Regions from separate parts of the Mus musculus genome. Here all the other regions are linked to region 3. Evidence: chromatin loops called from intact Hi-C (ENCODE). Cell type or tissue: heart. All regions are shown on one strand.

Evidence for each region. Hi-C counts contacts between places; a loop is a spot of excess contacts. Peaks named below come from ENCODE experiments on the same cell type or tissue, not always from the same donor. Only the 100,000 strongest peaks of a DNase experiment are listed, where the experiment ranks them.
Region 1: it touches region 3 in a loop (14-fold over the local background); 24 of 42 quality-filtered maps call a loop at or near these places.
Region 2: a loop joins it to region 3, with 4 times the contacts of the local background. A loop is called at or near these places in 4 of 42 quality-filtered maps.
Region 4: a loop joins it to region 3, with 7 times the contacts of the local background. A loop is called at or near these places in 36 of 42 quality-filtered maps.

The regions. Positions count from the first base shown.
Region 1 is chr7:46,277,438-46,282,437 of GRCm38, reverse strand. Otog (otogelin) reads right to left here. Exons shown (of 56, transcript NM_013624.2): 30 at 4,931-5,000; 31 at 1,308-1,334. Among named protein-coding and RNA genes, the nearest start is that of Otog, 39 kb to the right of the region's middle. In heart, a CTCF peak has its summit at 2,292 (motif pointing left); no DNase peak of the experiment used is centred here; H3K27me3 peaks cover 3,236 bases.
Region 2 is chr7:46,533,511-46,538,510 of GRCm38, reverse strand. All of the region lies in intron 9 of Sergef (secretion regulating guanine nucleotide exchange factor), which reads left to right. Among named protein-coding and RNA genes, the nearest start is that of Sergef, 100 kb to the left of the region's middle. In heart, CTCF peaks have their summits at 2,944 and 4,817; no DNase peak of the experiment used is centred here.
Region 3 is chr7:46,604,421-46,609,420 of GRCm38, reverse strand. All of the region lies in intron 8 of Sergef (secretion regulating guanine nucleotide exchange factor), which reads left to right. Among named protein-coding and RNA genes, the nearest start is that of Sergef, 33 kb to the left of the region's middle. In heart, CTCF peaks have their summits at 1,674, 1,893 (motif pointing right) and 2,846 (motif pointing right); DNase peaks (open chromatin) are centred at 1,610, 1,730 and 2,860; H3K27ac peaks cover 1,597 bases.
Region 4 is chr7:46,390,945-46,395,944 of GRCm38, reverse strand. No RefSeq gene overlaps it. Among named protein-coding and RNA genes, the nearest start is that of Kcnc1, 3.0 kb to the left of the region's middle. In heart, a CTCF peak has its summit at 2,621 (motif pointing left); a DNase peak (open chromatin) is centred at 2,534; H3K4me3 peaks cover 15 bases; H3K27me3 peaks cover 3,973 bases.

The sequences.
Region 1 (5,000 bases), 330 kb after region 3:
GGGATGCTTCTGTCCCTGGGAACGAAGCTCTCCTTTCAGAGTCATCCCTTTGGGCACTGAAGATCCAGGGCCATCAGCAGCCCCTTGGAGCTACCATTGACAGGACTGGGCTGGTCCAGCCGCCATCTATGGATCCCTAGTCTTCTCTCTGTGTCCTTTCCACCAGGGACACATGGCTATTAATGTATGATGCTGGCTGCCAGGCTCTCCCAGCATCCCTCAGTTTCTACCTGTTACAGGGTTCTCCTGGCAGGCATACCCCAAAGCTGCTCTGCCCTGTATAATCCAGCCATTTTGGTTACTGTTTTCTTGTTTGTTTGTTTGTTTGTTTGTTTGTTTGTTTTTTATCCTTTTACCCTTTGGCCTCTGCCTCCTGACCTCTTGGCTCCCCTTCCCTATTCTTCTTGCATGGCCTGGCTCAGGGTCAGGTTCACTATGGAGTCTGATATTTCCTGTCTACAATAAACTTTCTGTTCCACAATACCTAGCAGCAATCATGTTCTTCTTATTCCTTTTTTGTCCCCTCTTCAATAGTCTTGCCTGGAAAGATGCTTCTTAAGCCCAAACTTGCACCAAAATGTGCATGACGCCTGTGCCCACACTGTCACAGACCAGCTCCTGCAGGCTGTTGCTGGAAGGAGATCTAGGGGCTTGGAAGGGCTAGAGGCACTGAGTGCCTCCAGGACACCACCATGACCCAAGTGGACGAAGCTTGATGCTAAGAAATTCTGGCAGCCATCCTGCCACAGTCTATTCAACCTCTGATCGAATTGATTGAATGGCTCTAATACTGGACATTAAATCTCCCTTGGACCCTAGCAATGACTTGTATTTTTATATTCATTACTAATCTAGATATTAGTGTATATATATTCCTGAACCCTTGAGCACTTGAAGACCTGTCTAGGTTTTCAGCAACCGTCCTTAGGGAAAGCAGTTTACACCTGCTTTTGACAACTCAGGTCTTCTGAGAACTCTGGGTAAATTCCGTGAGCTTGTTGGGCCCAATTAGGAAGGCTGCGGGCTGAGCCCACTGATAGAGATGGGTGTCTGCTGCCTGCCAGATTTGCCCTGAATGATGGAACCCCTGAAAAGGTTCCTGCCCTGGACCTCACAGGGACACTAGAGTAACTGTGGATACAGGTCCTGGACACCTCTGAGCCCTCACCATCAAGACTTTACAAAACACACCCCCTTCCATTGACATATCACACCTTCTCCAGGGCCAGCAGCTTGTGTTGAATTCAGCACTGATGTGGCCCAAGGGCAGAGCCCCTGAGGCTCTACCTGGGAGGAAATTGGCTTACCTTTGTTGAAGAAGTCACAGTCATATGCTAAAGAAGAAAGAAGGGAGATTTCCCATGAGTAGGGCACTCACACCCAACCTCTGCCCTTAATCAAAAACTGGGTCTGGCCCATTTCCAAAACTCTAAGACTGAGGGATGGCCTTGGAAAACTTGTCTCTTTTGTTTCAGGGGAGGAGTTGTTTGTTTTGTTTTGTTTTGTTTTGTTTTGTTTTGTTTTGTTTTGTTTTGTTGAGACAGGGTTTCTCTGTGTAGTCCCGACTGTACTGGAACTCACTCTGTAGACCAGGCTGGTCTGGAACTCAGAGTTCTACCTGCCTCTGCCTCCCCAGGGCTGGGATTAAAGGCGTGCACCACCACTGCCCAGACATCCATATGCCTTAAGGGGAGGAAATACAATGGCCTCTCCCCATACCCAAGTTCAAGGCTCAAAGCCTGCTTGGATTAGCAGTTACCAGTGAGATGAATGAATGAATGAATGAATGAATGAATGAATGTTGGACAAAAGAGTGTGTTATGTGTGGCCATAAATGTCAAGATTAGAATGAAGGGCTATGAGTAAGGTGTAGCCCTCACTCATAGAACAGATAGGTAGAGTGCTTGCCTAGCTTATACAAGGTGCTGGGCTCAATCTCCAGCATTGTGTTTTTATGGTGTGGTGGTGCACATCTGTCATCCAAGAACTTAAGAGGTGGAGGCAGAAATATCAAGTTCAGGGTCATCCTTGGCTATATAGGGAGTTTGAAGTAAGCCTGGACTAGAGACCCTGTCTCAAAGACAATAACAGAACTCGAGTGTAGAAGCTCTGGTTGGATATGTTGCAGAAGAGCCACCAAAGAATCAATGCAAACATGAAACTGAAGTTGCTCAGCCTTGGATGGAAGGGGACAAAGGGCCTTCAGGACCCCAGGCGTCTCCAAAACCTGCTTTGGCCCCACCAAAGATCTCTTAGGAGGTAAAGTATGGACCCATTGCGCCCTCTAGTGGAAGTCTGCATCTATTCTGTAGCCTCTCTTACTGATTCTTCAGCCCACAATGGGGGAGCTGAGCTGACCTTGTCAGACTATGCCAACCAAGAACACGCAAAGTTACGAGGGACCAGCTGGGTGCACCTGAGGTAAACACTGAGGACGGATTTGCCTCACACACAGGGGTGTGGTGTGAAAAAAGTCACCAACTCCTCTTCATACCCTAAACTCACAATCAACACATTTGCCTGTGCCCTCTTTCCTTCTTGCAAGGTCATTAAGGACCAGGAGATAGAGCCAGGCATAGTATACATGCTTTTAATCCCAGCACTTGGGAGGCAGAGACAGGAGGATCCCTGTGGGTTGGGGGCCATCCTGGTTTATGTAATAAGCTCCAGGACAGCCAGGGCGAAATAGAGAGACCCTGTCTCAAAAAGCTTAAACAAAAAGAGTAAGGGGCTGGCTTTCATGAGGCTACGGGCAAAAACATGTTTGTCCTCCGTGTAGACCCTGAGAGTTGAACCATAAACCTCTAAGATAGGGCTGGGGGTATGACTCTGTTGGGTACCCACACAAGGAGCGAGTTCTAGCCAGTGTTGGGGACACAGAAGCAAATGGATCTCTGGGGCCAACCAGTCTAATGGCTACACACCGATGCAAGATCACTTTTGCAAAGACGTCTGTCCCCTATCTGTCCAACCTTGGATTTAAACTACTTGCTCTTGATCTGAACACCACTTATTTTACTGTGTCAGCAAAGGGCTTTTCCTACTCATGTATTGTGTGTGTGGCAGGGGGATGCATGTACCATGACCTGCATGTGGCTGTGGAGGTCAGAGAACAACTCCTTCCATCATGTGGGTCCTGGGACAAACTTCGGTTGTCACTGTTGGCAGCAAGAGCCTTTGCCTGCTGAGCCATCTCACTGGCCCAGGAGTACTGATCTAAAGATATCTTGTATAATATTTCTCACTTTTCCCCTCCTCCTTTCTCATAAGCTCATAGCCCAGTATGGAACACGTATCCCCATTATGATATTTTAATATTTACTAAATTCCTTATTTATCTTTGGAGAAATTATTTCTGTTTTGTTTAGATTAATATCTAATTCCGCTTTAATGGGACATTCTAAACAATCAAAATGAACACAAAAGGTTCATAATAAACACATATCAAAACATTAAAATCATGAGTAATGGGATTCCCACTGGGTTGTCATGGAGCGTAGACACAGGGGAAACTGATAATACAGACCTTTTGTTTTGTTTTTCTTTGTGTAGCCCTGGCTGTGCTGCAACTCACTCTGTAGACCAGACTAGCCTAGAACTCACAGAGATCCTCCTGTGTCTGCCTCCCGAGTGCTGGGAGCATCTTTGATATTCATTCACTAGCACTGTTTTTGCGGCAGTTTTTAATTTTTAAGGATACTGCATTAAAATGCTATTGAGTTGGATCCCTGGGTTTACTGGCATCCCTGTAAGTGCACAGCCCTGGCAGGTGCTTCAGCCTCGTCGTCCTGATTATTACGAGACAGCACACATGTCGATTCTCATGGTAGATCCTCCAGAAACATGTGTATCCCTCTCCACCCTGAAGGGTGGTTATCAGAGGCAAGGAGAGAGGAGACCCCACCAGGATCCAGCATCTATGCTGAAGGGTCTCAGGGGCAGCAGGTAGAAAAAATGAGGCCAAGGGAAGATATTCCTCCACCTTCTTCATGAGGTCCTCCTGCCTGGAGCCAACACCCCTGTGTCTACTAACAGTGTTGCACAGCACCAAGCCAGAACTGTGAGCTTTGCATCATTGAATGTTCTCAGCATCTGCGAGATGGGGACTTAGCTTTCCTCCTGTGCTATGCAGAAGGGAATGAACCCAGGCCTCAGCCTGGCAGAACTGGCATCTGGACCAGATCGTCTTCTCTTTTTGAACTTGGGCCCTGGCCACTGACTCCAAAGTGAGATCAGGAAATCCCTCTATGGGATACTGGAATCTAAGGGAACTGACCAATTAATTTAATCTTCTTCATATTCTATTTCTCCCTTTACTTATTCTGTATGTTTTATGATATACATCTATACTCCGTATAGTATATGCATATGTACATATACAAATATATACACATACATATATATAGTATGTGTGTGTGTGTGCATGTGCATACATATTTTCATCTCATGGAGGCATCCACAGACCCCTGTTTTGAGTAAGCAGGGCCTCTCTCCACAGCTCGACTGATGGAGAACTTCTTTGGTCCTTTATCCTGTTTGAGCTTGCAGTAAGTGAATAAGGACCAGTTGATTCCTAGTTTCCAGATGATAAAAACTGAGCCTCAGAGAAGTCAGGCAGCTTGCTTGAGGTCACACAACGTGCAAAGCCAGTTTGGAGTCCAGGGTTTCTCACTGACTCTCCTAGCAATGAGGTTAACACAGGCCTGCACCAGCCTCTTCATGGATAACCAGCAACCCTACTATCCTGAGTGACCTTGGGCATGGTGTGCAGCTCTCTGGTCTCTCTGTCTCTCTGTCTCTGTCTCTGTCTCTGTCTCTCTCTCTGGCTCTCTCTCTCTCTCTGGCTCATGGATTGCAACACAGGAATATACACCATAGGGATTGTATGCATCCCTATTGTGGGACCCCTGCAACCGTCTGGAACACTCACGGCAGATGCGGGGTGTCCGCCAGTCAATGACCACCCCGTGCTGACAACACTGATGGGCATAGGCAGCTAC
Region 2 (5,000 bases), 71 kb after region 3:
TGGCCCCTACCAGCTTGCAAGTTCATCTCTCATGCCATTCCTTTGGGTTAGCATTGCCCTTTTCTGAAGTGCCTCCCCTGGGATTTGTATAACACACTGGGTGCCTTGTGTCATTCAGAATTCATTTCTTCATCAACTCACTTGGGACTCTAGATTCCCTGGTGAGCAGTGGACACTGAGGGCTCTGGTCAGCACTCACAGCAGTAGAGGCCTATTGTATTGTTTCCTTTTCCATAAGGCACAGCAGGACTCCCGTGTTCCTTTAGATGAGTCCTTGAGGCAGTGCTGGGTTCCCCATTCACCAGTCTTAGGTTTCCAAAGAACAAAAAACTCATTCAAGGTCAAGTTCTGGTGGGTGGTGACCCTTCCTACACAGCGTTTCCAGGCTCATCCTGCCTGGCTTTGCTCTTCTTTGCTTCATTCTGGCTTTAGCTCCAGACTTCATCTGTGATTATAGGCTAAACCTTTTATTATTTTGTCTGCTGCTTCTATACTTGTTTTAATTTTTGAGAAAGTTCCATAGATCCCAGCAGGACTTTGCTCCTCTCTGACTCCGAGGTTCTCTGGCTTTCCAAGCTGGTTGTAGTGTCTCCCCTGTCACTCTGAGCACCCATGGCTTTCTGCTCTCATATCCCTGGTATCAGGTCTGACCTTGCTTGATCTCCTTGTCTGTCCGTGTTTCTTACTGCTTCCATCTGTCTTGCTTCTTTGCTGGAGGAAGCTCTGCCTCTTATCAAGTGGGCTGTGTCCTCTGCGATGTTTGCATCTCTCATTCAGCAGCTCTCCTTCCTCTCTTCCTCCTCCCTCCTTCCATCCCTCCCTCCATTTCTTCCTTCCTTCCTCTCTTCCTCCTCCCTCCTTCCATCCCTCCCTCCATTTCTTCCTTCCTTCCTCTCTTCCTCCTCCCTCCTTCCCTCCCTCCTTCCATCCCTCCCTCCCTCCATTTCTTCCTTCCTTCCTTCCTTCCTTCCTTCCTTCCTTCCTTTCATTTTTTAAACATTTACTTGTTTTATGCGTATGACTATTTTGCCTGAATGTATGTATATATGTATGTATGTATGTATGTACATCCTGGGACTGGAGTTAGGGATGCTTGTGAGCCATTGTTTCAGTGCTGGGAACCAAATACAGGTTCTCTGTAAGAGCCACAAGTGACCGTAACACCCAGCCAACTCTAGCTCCATCACCAACCACTCCTGAAATGGATGCCTGGTAGTTAAGCATTGGAAGGTCCAAGGAATCAGGGACTCTCAACATTTACTACAGCAAAAATGATGATGGCAGAAATAGAAGATGTTCATTCAAGAGCAGGAGGAGAGTATGTGTAATCCAGATTCAGGGAGCAGACGTGTCTTTCTGGAACAGACAGGGTTGAGCCCAAGGGATGAGTTGAAATTGCTTCAGTGGGTGGGTGGGTGGGTGGCAGTGGTGGTTGGGGAGTTGTAGGTAAGGTACAAGGAGATACTTTAATGGGGACAGGGCATCGTGTGCTGGCGAGAGCTGTAGCGGAGGAGTAGTCAGCCTAGAATAGTGGTGGTGGGGTGAAGGGACTGTGGCAGTGACCGAGACCAAGTTGAGCAAAGGTTGTGGTAGTGATATCAAATAACGGATTCCGACATGCAGGAAGTGGCTTCATGTAGCCTCTGATGGGTCTGTCAAACCCAGAGCTGTTCTGCCTCACCCTGCCATGTCTCTGCCTCCCTGTCTCCATGTTCTTCCTTCACCTGACACTTGCTTCTTGGCTGGTTCTGCATGCCCAACCACCCTGGCCTGCGCAGTCCTGAGGAGAGAGGCTCAGTGTTCTGTGGTATCCCTTCCACGTGTGCCTCTCAGCATCCCTGCAGTTCATCCTCACTCCTGTCTCAGCAGCAGGGGTACTGGGGACAAGGTGACCTCACAGCCAGAGTTGCCAAGTTGTCTAAAGAAAAGCAAGGAGAGACACACTGCTGCTTTGCATTGCTAGACTAAATTTTTCAACAGAAGGGCAAGAACGGGCTACTCCTTCCTGCCCAGAGAAAACAAGGTCTGGTGTGGGTAACCATACAAGGTGGTGCTGGGAGGACAGGGCTGATGCCCTCAGCCTTTTATGGACTCAAGTGGAGCACTGGCATTGGAGTTGCCCCCACCACCACCCACCAGGGTCCATCCAGCCTCTTCATCTGATGAAGGCTTCGAAATGTCTAGAGTTCACGTGGTTTGCCCAAGGTCACAATAAGCGGGCAGCCAAAAGGGAACCAGAAAGGAAGTCTCTGGCTCTGTTCTTTCATGGGGCCCAGTGACAGTTCATGATTCTTTTTTCTGTTTTTCTTTTTCTTTTGTCATAAGTTTGACAGTTTGACAGTCTGGAGAATAAGACTCACAGTCTGTTTTAACAACAGTCAAGCTCGATATTCCCTGTCGTGCTCCCCCCCCCGTCCCCCCCCCATCCCCCGTCCCCCCCCCCCTCCCGTCCCTCCATAGGAATAGTTTGCCCAAGGTCACAGCGTGAGGGAGGGCAGTGCAGCCTGCAGACCTGAAGTCTAGTCCTTCTCTGCACATTCAGAGGCTCTTCCAGGGCTCTGGATCTAGAGAACTTGGGCTGAAAAGTCTCCTCCTTCAAGTGTCTTACAACCACAGTCGGCTTCACCAGCCCCTACCTCATGCCCCCCCCCCCACCCCCAGCCCCTTCCTCGGTCCTGTCTTTTCCTTGTGTGGCCGTGGAAACTGCGTCAGCTTAATTAGGCTGCTCGGTGCAGTACTTTTCCACTGAGTTTACTAGGAGCCGTGGATTTGTTGTAACAAGCTGCACTGCCGGCTGCAGTATCTGATTGGCATGCCAGGAGCATCACCAGTGAACAGCTAAATAGAGATGGGGAGGAAAGTGGGTCAGGAAGCAGGCCTCACTTGAGCTCGCTCGGTACCTGCAGAGGCTGCGGAAGGCAGCGCAGAGGCGGCAGGTGGCCACAGCATGGCACTGTCTCCCACAGCCTGAGCCTCAGCGCCGAGCACCCTGCCCCCACCAGCTCAATGCTGCAGCTCCCCTCCCCCTCTGCAGGTGCTTGCTCCTGTGGCCAATTTGCCTTCTGCTTCCTCTGTGGATGGACAAAGCTGTTATACCTGACAACCTGGGATGGGGGTGGCTTTTGGCTCAGAAACAATGCCAGAGAAGGGTTCAGTTGGAATCCTTAGCCACTGGCTTTCTAAACCATCAAGGCTTTTGGATTCCCAGGACTAGTACTGTAATGAGCTGGCTAGCTGGGTTTGATAGGGGTACACAGTGGAATATGAGCAGAGGGGCCGGTAGTGTTCCTCCTATTCCCATGTTTCCGCCTGCCCCTTCCTTAACTCTCTCCCTCCTCTCCCCCAATTATGTCACCTTCTTGTGCTGAGCTCCCAGAGAGAGAAGTGAGTGATTACGCCAGAGGGGACTAGGGGAACCTTCTTGAAGGCATCGAGGACTCGGTCAAGAGAAGAAGAGATGGAGGAAAACTGGTCAGAGCTTGCCGTGCAGATCTCAGGACTGCCTTGTGGAGGCCGGTGGCCTCCGTGGTAGCATAGAACTGGAGTCTGTCTCAGAATGGGAGGCTGCCTGGAACCATAAGGATCTGCTATCCACACTGCTCGGTGTAGAGATAGGCAAGCTAAGGCATAGACAGAAAAAGTGGGCCTGCCCTGTGCTGTTAGAACCACATCATGCCTTGTTTCTAATGCCGCTCGCTGGGAGAACATCAAGTCCCCTTTGGCTTTTTAGTCCTGTGTGTGAAGTCAGGAGCTTACCTGATGTTCTTCACCCATAAGCCACACGTTAGGGAAGGAACACTAGGCTCAGTTAACCTAGGGTCTCAGGCTCACTCAAATCCCATTTCTATAATGCTATCCTTCCTCTGCCCCAGTCCAGTACCTCAGGCCAGTGTGCACGGTTCCCTTAGCCATCGGGTTTCCTTGAATAATACTTGTGAGCAATGGGCCTCATCTCAGTGTGAGGGCCGATTCTCAGAACTGAAAAACCCCTGGTGGAAAGAACCAGGACTGTTGTGCTTGTATGCAGTTCTGAGAGAACACTGGGCTCGTATTGTTGAGAAATTGTTTTCAATAATTTCTACTTAAATTTACTGAAATTCACTTTAATGACCACCTTTGTTAGAACACTTCCACTCTGCACAGCACATCTTTCCCTTTGGAGGAGAAATCAGAGGGTGGAATAAAGCCAGTCTGCCTGACAGATCCTTTGGAGAGTTTTAGTTCAGCATGGTGTCTTTGGACTAAGTAATGAGACACTGAAATGAAGGACCGTGTGCCCATTTCCTGATAGATGTACCAAATGAACCATCCTGATAGGCTCTTTCAAGGCCAATATGTTGTGGAAGGTAATTGACCATTCAGATGTCAAGTAGTCTCTCGATGGAGCAAAGTGGAGCACACGAACAAAAAAAGCCCATCAGGAGTGTCCCGAGACCTTCTGCCTGTGAAGATGGCTCTCCCGTGACCTTGGGACTAGACAGCGGCAGGCCCCACTATTGTCTTCTAAGCTGTGTTGAGCTGTGGTGCAGGTTTGATGAGAAAGGGTGGTTTTAGATGCCCCCCAAACCGTTTCTGTGGCCTTGTAAAGGCTCAATACACAGGCAGTCAGGGGGCCTTCGTGGACGAGTACTTGTTAGAGGAGAGGGAAGGAGAGAGGCTCCTTAGCCTCTGAGACGCGTTTCATGTAGGCCGCACAGTCTCAAGCATTTCTGCATCCTCGAGTTGTGAGGTTACATCAGGACTGTCACTAGGTCATGTGACCTGGTTGGAAAGGGTAGAAAAGAATGAGGTCACATAGCGGGCAGCAACCTGCAGGCCTCCGGCGACAGTGCAGCGCACACAGAGGCCTTTGGAGAGTCTTTGCTGAACTAGGCATGCCTGCACACAGCCTCTTTGGTCACAGACACCTAGTTTAAAAGTGGTTCTCAGTCATCAACTATTTGGCCGCAGTCAGGCTGTGGTCCACCCTCCTTGGTTTGCTTCTGGGAGTGTTTTTCTGC
Region 3 (5,000 bases):
TGCTTTCTGATATTACACCAGCAATGCCATGGACTGCTGTCATTGTATGTCACTATAAAGTGTGGTAACAGGCATTTTCCTGCAGGAAGTTGGCAAGTGGAGTGTTCTTATCCTCATTTCACAGGGGAGTTCCCAGTTGATTGGTTGTATCGCCCTGGTCCATGGAAGTGGACAAAGCTTAGCTTGGACTCACTCCTTTTGTCCACATGTGTCACAGAATGCCCTGACTTCATTACTGAGCTACATTTATTCTTCAGAGAAGCACCTTTCTCTAGCTTTGGACAATGGGTACTTTATTGTCCCAAGTGTCTGGGAAGGACATGTAGTTATCTTGGTCCCCTTAGCATTTGTCTATGGGATGCGGAGCGTGTGGACCCTGCACTGTGCTGTGGAATGCAGGGGACTCTGAAGTCCAGAGCTACCTTCAGAAAGCTTGTGGTTGGATGAACAAATTAAATATTTAGGAGATGAATAAAGAGTGTGGTGGGAGGCCAGAGGAGTGGCCAGGACACCAGGGGCTTTGGGGTTTCTGAGAGGCGCTGTGGCGTGAGTCGAGAGGGAAGGGCAAGCGCTTGTGGTTGGGCTTTGGGAAGGTCACACTTCAATAGGTGGAGTGTGTGCAAGTTGGTTCTCTTGTCTTCTCCTTTCCTCTGGTAAGACTCCCAGGCCCCCGGCTCCTCTTTTTACCTTGTGCTGAGTAGGAGGTCTCAGACATCATGGTCTTTTGGAAACAAAATGACTATGCTTTATTGCCCGTTGAGGGAGTCAGCATGTCACAGCACTAGGAAAGGCCCAGGTTTCTCCTGTTACCACGTGGGACCTGGGAATTGACCTCAGGTGTCAGACTTGGTTGGAGGCCGGTGCCCCTTACGTCGAGCTATCTCGCTGGCCCTGTGGTTATTCTTATGGCCACCCCAGTTTCATTCTGTGACAATAAAACTGGCTTAAGAAGTAATCAGGATCGATATATGTGTTCAGACAGTGATTGTCATGCCATGCACAGCTGCCTGATTTCTAATGACAGAAACCAATGAAACAAAGGGGGGTGGGTTGAAAGAACTCAGGCACAGTCACATGCTGGAGCGTCACACTGCCATTCAGAGGCGCGCTCAGGAGACTTAATGCTACAGGGATAGCCTCGCACGGTACTTTCTAATTCTCAGCTAATGTTATAAAAAGATTAGGAAGAAATATACCAGAATATTACCTCTGATAGGTCTGATTAAAGTGCATTTTATTTTCTATGCTAGCAAGGCAAGACTCTTAAAAACTCTCTGGCTCCCCCTTCATTCGTGTGGCCAGTCAGAGGTTGTAGATATTATTCTTTTTAAATTTTACTTTATTTATTATGTGTGCTGAGGGGCAGGGGGAATGCACACGTGGATGGACAGATCTTCCGGTCTGATGGTAGCCTTCGTAAGGCTATTTCAAAAGGAAAGTGAAAATGGCTTACTCTTTCAGGCCAGGACATGATCCCCTTTTAGTGAGTGAGCGCAGCGTGGATGCCCTTGACGAGTCTCCTCCCTGGACCTCAGTTGAGAGGTCACATGGAGAAGAGGCAAGAGGCTGTAGCAGGAGGCGGGAAAAGTGGGCTCTATTTTTGGCTCAGTCATGAGTCAGCTTGATCAGCTTGGGCTCCTTTGGGCATCCGTGAGCCTTTGTTTCCTCATCTGCAGAGGGGACTTGAAAGTCATGAAAGGTCTTGATGCTCCAGAGTGCATCTGTTCCCAAGGACAGAGGGTTCCTTCACTCTTGTGGGGACAGCTGAGGGGCTGAGCCGGTCGACTCTGTCTTCCTTGGAGTTAGGTACTTTTGGCTAAAGGCCAGTGCAGGGTGGGATTGAGTGGGAGCATGGCTAGCTAGCCAAGCTGGGAGGGGGAAATTGACTTCATCTGGCCACTAGAGGGCAGCATTGTTTGATTACATTCCCTTGAGGAGCCTTGGCTTGCGTGCAGGATTCAGAGTCTAGCATTTTAAAGGAAAAAGGACTTTGGAACACACCCTACAAAACATCAATAAATACATAGCAGATGTGAGATGACAGAGGGAAGGATGGCAGAGTGGTCTGCGTAAAGCCACACGTTGCTTTTTTTTTTTTTTGGCCCTGCATTACGTAGCACAGAAGATGGCTGCAGACAGAGCCAAGGGTATGATATGTGGGCCCTATAAAGAGCAGGCATGTGGTTGAGCGCAGGAAGTCAGGCTCCTGCCTGTAGTGTGTGGTGGAGCGCAGGAAGTACGCATGCATGCATGGCTGCCCCTGTCTTCACCCATCTGATGACTGCGTAGATTAAAACCTAGCTTGTGCTGGCTCCTGGGGCTGTCTCCTGCAGATGTTCTTGCTACCTGCCCTCCAAGGTCCGAGGATGGCAAAGCTTTCCAGCAAGCCTTCCAGCTGGTGCCCAAGCTGTTTGAGTTCGTAACTATTTTCCTGGCTTTGCAAGAAGTGTTTGCAACATTGTGTTCCCACCTTCTGGAGGCTTCCTTTCCTCAGCCCTGGGCTAACTTTAGTTTTGATCTGCAAGTGCCCACTTACCTTAAACATTGTGGTAAAGTAAAATTGTGTACTGTCCTGGGAGCCTGGCAGCTAGGCAACCTTGGGCAGGCCACTTCCTCCCAGTGAGCTCAGTCTCCTACTGCAGCTGCGTCATCTTCGCTAGAGGCGAAAACCTGGCATTGTTTTCTTTTTGTTGTTGTTGTGTTTGGCAATGGATACCCATTGATCTGTGGCCTGGAACAGTGCAGGGTGTGTCCGGCGGTGAAGGAAGAGCCACCTTTAGAGTAGGTACATTCACCCATGGGGCATGCCCAGTGCTTGCCTAAAGCCAAGGGCAGCAGGGTCTGCCCACCACCAGATGGCAGCAATGGGCAGGCAGACAGCCTTGGGGACAAGGTGTGTGTGTGTGTGTGTGTGTGTGTGTGTGTACAGCATTTAGAGTAAGAATTAGCAAGGTCAGAGCTGAAGGGATCTCAAATCCTCGCTGGGCTTTGCTCATGAGATGAGCTGAGGTTGGCTCTTTAGCTGGCTGTCCTATGGGAGAGCCGGAGATTGGGGTCTGAGCTAGAAACAGTGGGGAACAGCAGAGATGCACATTTCTTTGGCTGTCTTGATTCCCACCCACCTACACACAGCATGGGCAAAGGGCTCTGTTTTGACCAGGACCTCCCCTCATTAGTTCTCCTTGAGGTCAAGGCTTCCAAAGCCTTGCTGGAGACAGGCTGAAGAGAGTAACATCCAAGGTTGGAGTAGGGGACCGGTGTTTGCCAGGCACCCGTCATATATCAGCACTCTGCCCAGTTCTGGTTTGTCACATACAGATTCCTCGTAGTGTCCTGAGCTAGGATCCCTTGCCCCTGCACTCCACATGCAGTCCAGGGCTTAGCAGGGTTGAGCGGCCTTTTCAAAATAGCATAGATACTTAAGAAACAACGTGGACCTGTGAGCCCCCCCCCCACCCCGGTCTGGTCTCACCTCTCACCACATTATTTCCCCTCCCTGTGACCTCACTGGGTGTGTAGCAAGTGGCTGTCTTACTTTAGATGGACCGGGTAGCTTAGAAATAACAGAACCTTATTTCCCACAGTCCAGAGTCTAGGAAGTGTTACCAAAGTGCTGGCAGTTCCTCTCTGAGTCTACTCTCCTGGCTCATAGGCAGCCATGGCCTCTGACGTGGCAGAGGGGCGAGCACACCGCTAGTGTTCATGAAGACCCCCACCCTCTGACCTTGTCACCTCCACAGGCCCCTCTTCCTCGCACCATCACGTCAGGCCAGGGTTCCAGCCTATTTTAGGAGGATGCTGACGCTCAACCTCTCACGGTTTCCTAGATCTTAGTGCTGGGAGGAACGGAGCCGAAGATAGTGGAAAGAGGATTGTTGTGGCAAGGCCGTCGGCCCCGCTCAGACTCCTCGATGGCCTGGGAAGGGCTCAGAGGTCACTGGCAGAGGCTGGGGAGCCATTCGAGGAAGTCTCCTCTTTCCTGGGGAGGATTGATTTGTTCCAGAAGTGCTCTCAAAGCGGTCAGGCTGTAATTTTGTCGTCATTTTTAGGTTCTTGACACATGACACCATGCTTTGCCCTTTCTCAGAGACCTTGCAGTGTCTCTCTGGAGCTCTCTGATCAGTGACAGCCAGTTCCCTGAAGTGATCTCAGTGCGTGCCAAGAGGACAGTGGCCCATTTTGAGGAATCTTGGAGGAATCTGCTCCTTTTCAATCTGAAAATGATTTTACCTTAGGCAGCTCTGAAGGGTGAGCTCCGAGTTCCAGTTTGTAGTTGCTGGCACCCAGGGTAAGTCCTTTAGCCTCTCTGGGCCTGCATTTTTCTGCCTGTAAAATGAGAGCCATGATCATAACTTCTCTGCCCCACAGGGTTGGGCTGTTCACTTATTCATAGTTTCTGTCTGCATCCCTTCACACACACACACACACACACACACACACACCCCTCTGCCTTGGCTGAGGTTGGGCAGGGTGTTCCCTGCAGGAGGAGGACTGAGAGGCAGTCTCTACAGTGAGAGTACACTGTGGTGTCCACTGCTTGGTGTAGGCCAGGCAAGGTGGGAAGTCATGGGACATGTGCAGGTGTGGTGGAGTGGGTCCACATGTGCTGCCAAAGCAATGCCAGGGGTTTCCATGAGGGACTGAGTGTATGATAACTAGGAGTTGTACAAGGAAGGGCCCTGCCTCTCTGGCTCTTACAGGCTCTTCTGCCCAGGCTTTAGCCATTGGCTCAGAGTGAGGTGCACTGGACTCTAAGGGAGCCCTTTCCTCTAAGGGTTGGGTCACTCTTAGTATCCATGACATAAGGCTTGAGTCTTCTGGCTCCCTGGTCTGTCTTCTGGTCATTTAGCAAGCCATCACGTTTCCTTTCATCTTGTACATTTTATTACTATGTGGATGTGGATGTCTGTAGGGGGCGAGGGTATATATGTGTGAGCGTGTGTGTGCCATAGCACACACGTGACACATGCAGAAGTCAAAAGACAACTTTCAGCAGTCCT
Region 4 (5,000 bases), 210 kb after region 3:
TTCCTGATTCTAGGGTGGCTTAGTCACAACCATGACAGACAGACCTCAGTTTACCCAGAAAACTGAACTACCTTATGAAAACATGCACAAAGACTGCTCAGCCCCTTGAATACTGGCGGCCTCGCTCCCCTTCAGGCACTCTGGGTGGTGAGCCATGCATGTCCAGGGCTGTGGTCCCTACATACTGGAAGTTAATGCTGGGGACAGAGATCGTATTTCTAACTTCAAAGTCCTTCTGGCCCACGCTTGCCACTCACCCCTAGGTTTATTTAATCAACAGTCATTAGCTCTCATTCCGTACTTGCTCCAGATTCTCTACCAAGTACAAAAATCACACGGGACAAGTCAGACCCAGCTCTCAACCTCCAGGGACTCCCAGCTTTTTAAAGAAGTGAGCAGGTGGGATTGAGAGGGACTGGAAGGTCAGGCCCAGCTCCAGAGGCCACTGGGCTATGAAAGATGCTTATTGATTCCTGTCCACTACAATCGAACAGGCTGCCCCGGCACAGGGGATTTAATTAAGAAGCGAGAGACTCTTACCTGTTGGCTAACAGTGCAGATAGCTGTCTGTCTATACTGACCCCCAGGCACTGTTGCGAGCCTAGGGACAAACCTGTGACCTATCTCCCCACCTGATCGTGGGAATCACAGCACTAATTAAAACAGATCTTCATGTCACAGGGGGAAAGTGCGGGGAGGTAGAGAGGGGGTGAGAGGCGGGAGGCAGAGAGGCAGAGTTATCAGAAAGGGGCAGAGATGGACAGACAAAGAGGAGAAAAGTCTGAGGAGACCTCTTCCCTCCAGAAACTAATCACAGCGTTCCTCCAGACAGCCATTCCCTTTGGTCTCAGAGTGAGGCAGGATAGATGGCTTTCAGTGCCCTTCTCTCTCTGGCCAGAGTCTGTCCCATCTCCTGGTCCAGAGTGATGCACCTCCAGCCTGGCCCTGATTCAGATCCCTAGGACAGTGGCTTTCAGGATGCTCAGCCCAATCCTAAGATTAATAGAGACCCCGGAAGTGAGATTTTTTTTAAAAAGAGGCATGCAGAGACAAGGACATGTACAATCTCAGCTGTGAACGGTCAAGAGGCAGACCGACAAAGGGGCTTCCCTAGACTCTTCCTCAGGAAACCTGAGGAGCCAGCCACAGGGGCTCAGGCTGCCCCCTCTTCCCTGTCTGCAAAGCCACATAGGAGCAGAGCTTGGCTCTCCAAATGTCTCTCTAGTTCAGCTCTCTTTATCAAAGGACTGCGTGTGCCTCCAGAGCTTCTTTCCACAGAGCCCTAGACAGGGAAGCCCCTCACTGAAGTCGAAGTGATTCGCAAAAGGAAACCGGCTGGGACCCTAGAGTCCTGGCTTTAGAGGCTCCAGATGTCTAGACTCTTTAACTGAGACTGAGTCTTGAGTGAGGACTTACCAAGAACCTCTGAGAGGTAGGCACTAAGCTCCAGTCAGACTCTACTCCATGGTGAGGAGCAGTGGGCACTATGGTGGGACCTGGGCATGGGAGAAAGCAGACGGAGAAAAGATCAGGTCTTGGAGGGACAGAGAAAAATCTTCCGGTGGAGAAAGTTGGGTACCGAAGACTCTAACTCTGGAGGATGTGCCAGAAAAACATGGCTGTGCCAGGGCTGGAGGGAGAGAGCATGGGAAAGGGGTCACAGCACAGTCCGAGAGCTAAGCAGGCTGGGCTCAGATGGGGGAACCCTCCCCGAAGTGCCCCACTTTCAGAGTCCCACTTTGATCTCTGATGACACCCCCTGGTCCTAGGCTTCAAGGAGCGCTCCCTCTTCTGTACCCCAAGCAGGGCATAAACCGTCCCTTCTCTCACCTCCCCTTCACACCAAGAGAAGGCTGACATTCACAGAAAGCCCAGAAAAACCAAGATGAAAGCACAGGGGGAAAAAAATAAAACAAGGAACAGAGAATCGAGGTTGCAAGGGGGCGGGGGTGGGGATTGCTGATCAAGCCCAGCCTCTTCCGCAGAAATGCTAAAACCTCACCCCTTCCTGCCTTTCAGCCATCCACAGTATAGCTGCCTGCCCCTTCACAAGGGAAGGCTTACAGTCCCCGTCCCCCCCCCCCCCACAAAATTATCTGTGGTAGCTGTGGCTGGTTGAGGATGATCCGTCATGTCTCAGGGTTCTGAGCAAGAACTAGAATAGACTGCCTGGGTTCTAGTCTCTAGTGTCCCATCTCTGACTAACTGTGACCTCAAGAAAGCTACTCAACTCCCCCGTGCTTCAGAGACTTATCACTAGATGGGATTAGCTCTTGTCTCTGCATCCTTAACTCCTATGCTCTCTGGGATGTTTCTGGTTCAAGCTGAAGAAGTAGAAGTGCTGGGATGTGGAAAGACACTACCCCTGACCCCCCACCCCGTGTGGGAATAGCTCCGCTCAAAGGAAGAACTGGGCTGGATGGGAAGTAGAAAAATGTGAGGGGTACCTGAAGGCAAGCTGTGCCTATGTTGTCACACCTGGCACTTGCACACCTGCTGGGATCAGGAACTGGCCCAAGTCCAGCCCCTCAGGCTTTTGTCCAGGTTGGCACAGGGTTTCTGTTGCTCTCCCAGGGTCAGAAGCTTCTGTGTTCCTGGTGGGTTGGACTGCCATCTTGTGGCGGGGCCTGGAATCTAACCTACACTGGCCAGCTGAACAGCTTCTGGCTACCTGCTGGGATGATGGGTCCTGGAGCTGGCAGGTGTCCTCTTCCCGAGTCAGAACTCCCTCTAGTGGGCAACAGGGAGCAAACCCAGGGGCTAGAAGTGACACTGTGGGTAATTGATGACCTTGACTACTGGTTTATAGCTTGGATGGTGACTATGGTGTTGGGCTGAGCTGCCTGCAGCTGCTGCTTCTTACAGTGAGACAGAGGCTCCAGAGAAAAGCAGAAAAGAGCTAAGGTGAAGAACCCTGCGTGTGTGTGTGTGTGTGTGTGTGTGTGTGTGTGTGTGTCCGCGCGCGCGCGCGTGCATGCGTGAGTGTATGTGTGTGTGTGAGAGAGATAAGACCAGGGCCTTTCAACTTCTATACTGAAGACACTGCACCAGAGAACCTGTGATGCTGTGCTCTTATAATAGGCAGGATAACAGGTTCTTTCTATTCACTAGATGCCATTAGAAGCTACGTTCCTAGCCATGGCCATCAAAAACATGTAACATGAATGTCCATCAATCTGTCTTGGTTTCTCTCAATCACATAAGATGAAGCATTATCTATATTGGGCTACACATGTAATATTGTGTCTAATCACAGGCTGCGGGTTACTGGAGTATACATGATTTTATTTTGTGTGACATCCCTACTCCAGAGCCATGCAGTACACACACACACACACACACACACACACACACACACACACACACAAATCCTAGAACATTTTAAGTGAATTTAGGATGTTTGTGTTGTGTCTCATTCACATCTATCCTGTTACCCATGGGCCACAGGTTGGACACTATGGTCGACAGTCTTCACAAGCTGTCCCTAGAGGCGTAAAAATTCCTAGGCAGGTTTGGTTGCAAACATTGTTTTGCAGCTCACTGGCTGCATACAGCAGTCACCTCCCTTCTCCAGGCTGTGCTTCCACATCTATGTGAGACCACTGCTGCCTTCTGTGTTTTTAATGAGTTAGTATTCTATGTTTATCCCTGCTTCCCCCTTCTCTCAGGATTAACCCCATCCCATCTTTTAGACCAGCTCCAGTTCCTTCTCTCTCTCCTAGATTCCTGCTGGTCCACAGCCAGAGAACACCAGCATGGTTGGGGGACAGGCGATCAGGCCTCCTTGAGCTTAGCCTTTGGGAGGGAAAGGATCCCCTTCCCCTTCTTGCTGCCTCTAAGGATGAGATTTTGAGCGGGGATGATGAGGTCAACTTACTGCTTGAACCCTGAGTGGGGTCAGCAAGGAAATCAAGGAAATAGAGAAAGGGCCGGGCATAGACACATGCACAGGAAATCTGGGGTCCATATAAGGGAGTGTGCACTCTGATGCTACTGCTGGCAACCCAGGACCTCATCCTGTCTGTTGGGTACGGTAGAGGGGAAGTGGCTAGCTGATCTTTATGAAGTCTCTCTACGTGAGCTCTCTTGGGTTGTAAACATGCAGGAGAGAGAAACTGCAGTTGGGTCCATGGCCTTGGTTTTTGTCACGACTGCACCCATGACAACAGCATCCATCATTATAGACTTCACATGGAACTCCCTCTGCTCCCTGGATGCCACATGAAGATGGTCAGGAGAGCACTGTGCAGAGGAGGATGTGAGCAGCACAGGACAGGGGCCTCTGCAGTGCAGCTGAGGTCCTCTGTGGGGTGCTTTGTGGCACACTAGTGAGTGCTGGGTGTCTATCAGCTTGAAGGTGGACTGGACAGCAGTTGTGGAGGGGCAGGTCCAGGCGTCATTGGGTGGACCTGAAGCCAAAACTTTTTGAAAGTTACACTTTTAAAAATGGCAAAACAATAGAAAATTGGAGATTAAAGGGAATATTTATTTACATAGGAAAAAATCAGGATGATTTAAATCTTTTGAAAGCTGATAGGTGCCACCAACATTTGTAAATCCAGGGCAAAGCTTTGTTTCTTAAAAACCCTCCCTCTCTCTCTCATATGTGTATGCACATGGACACATACAGACACAGGCACACACAGACACACACAGACACACACAGACACACATGCACACAGACACAGACATACACAGACACACATGCACATAGACACATGCATATACATGCATTTGTGCACATACACACATGTAAGCACACATGCACACACACAAATGAGAGAGGGAGAGAGAGAGATCATGGCATGTACATGGAGGTCAGAGGACAGCTTGTATGATCTACCATGTAGCTCCTAAGGGTTAAACTCTGGCCTCAGGCTTGGCAGTGAGAGCCTCTACCTGCTGAGCCATCTTGACAGTTCTAAAAGCCTTACACTCACTATTTGTCTAGCAATATGCCAGTCAGTCCTATTTACTCAGAAGCTGTTACATTCAGACAA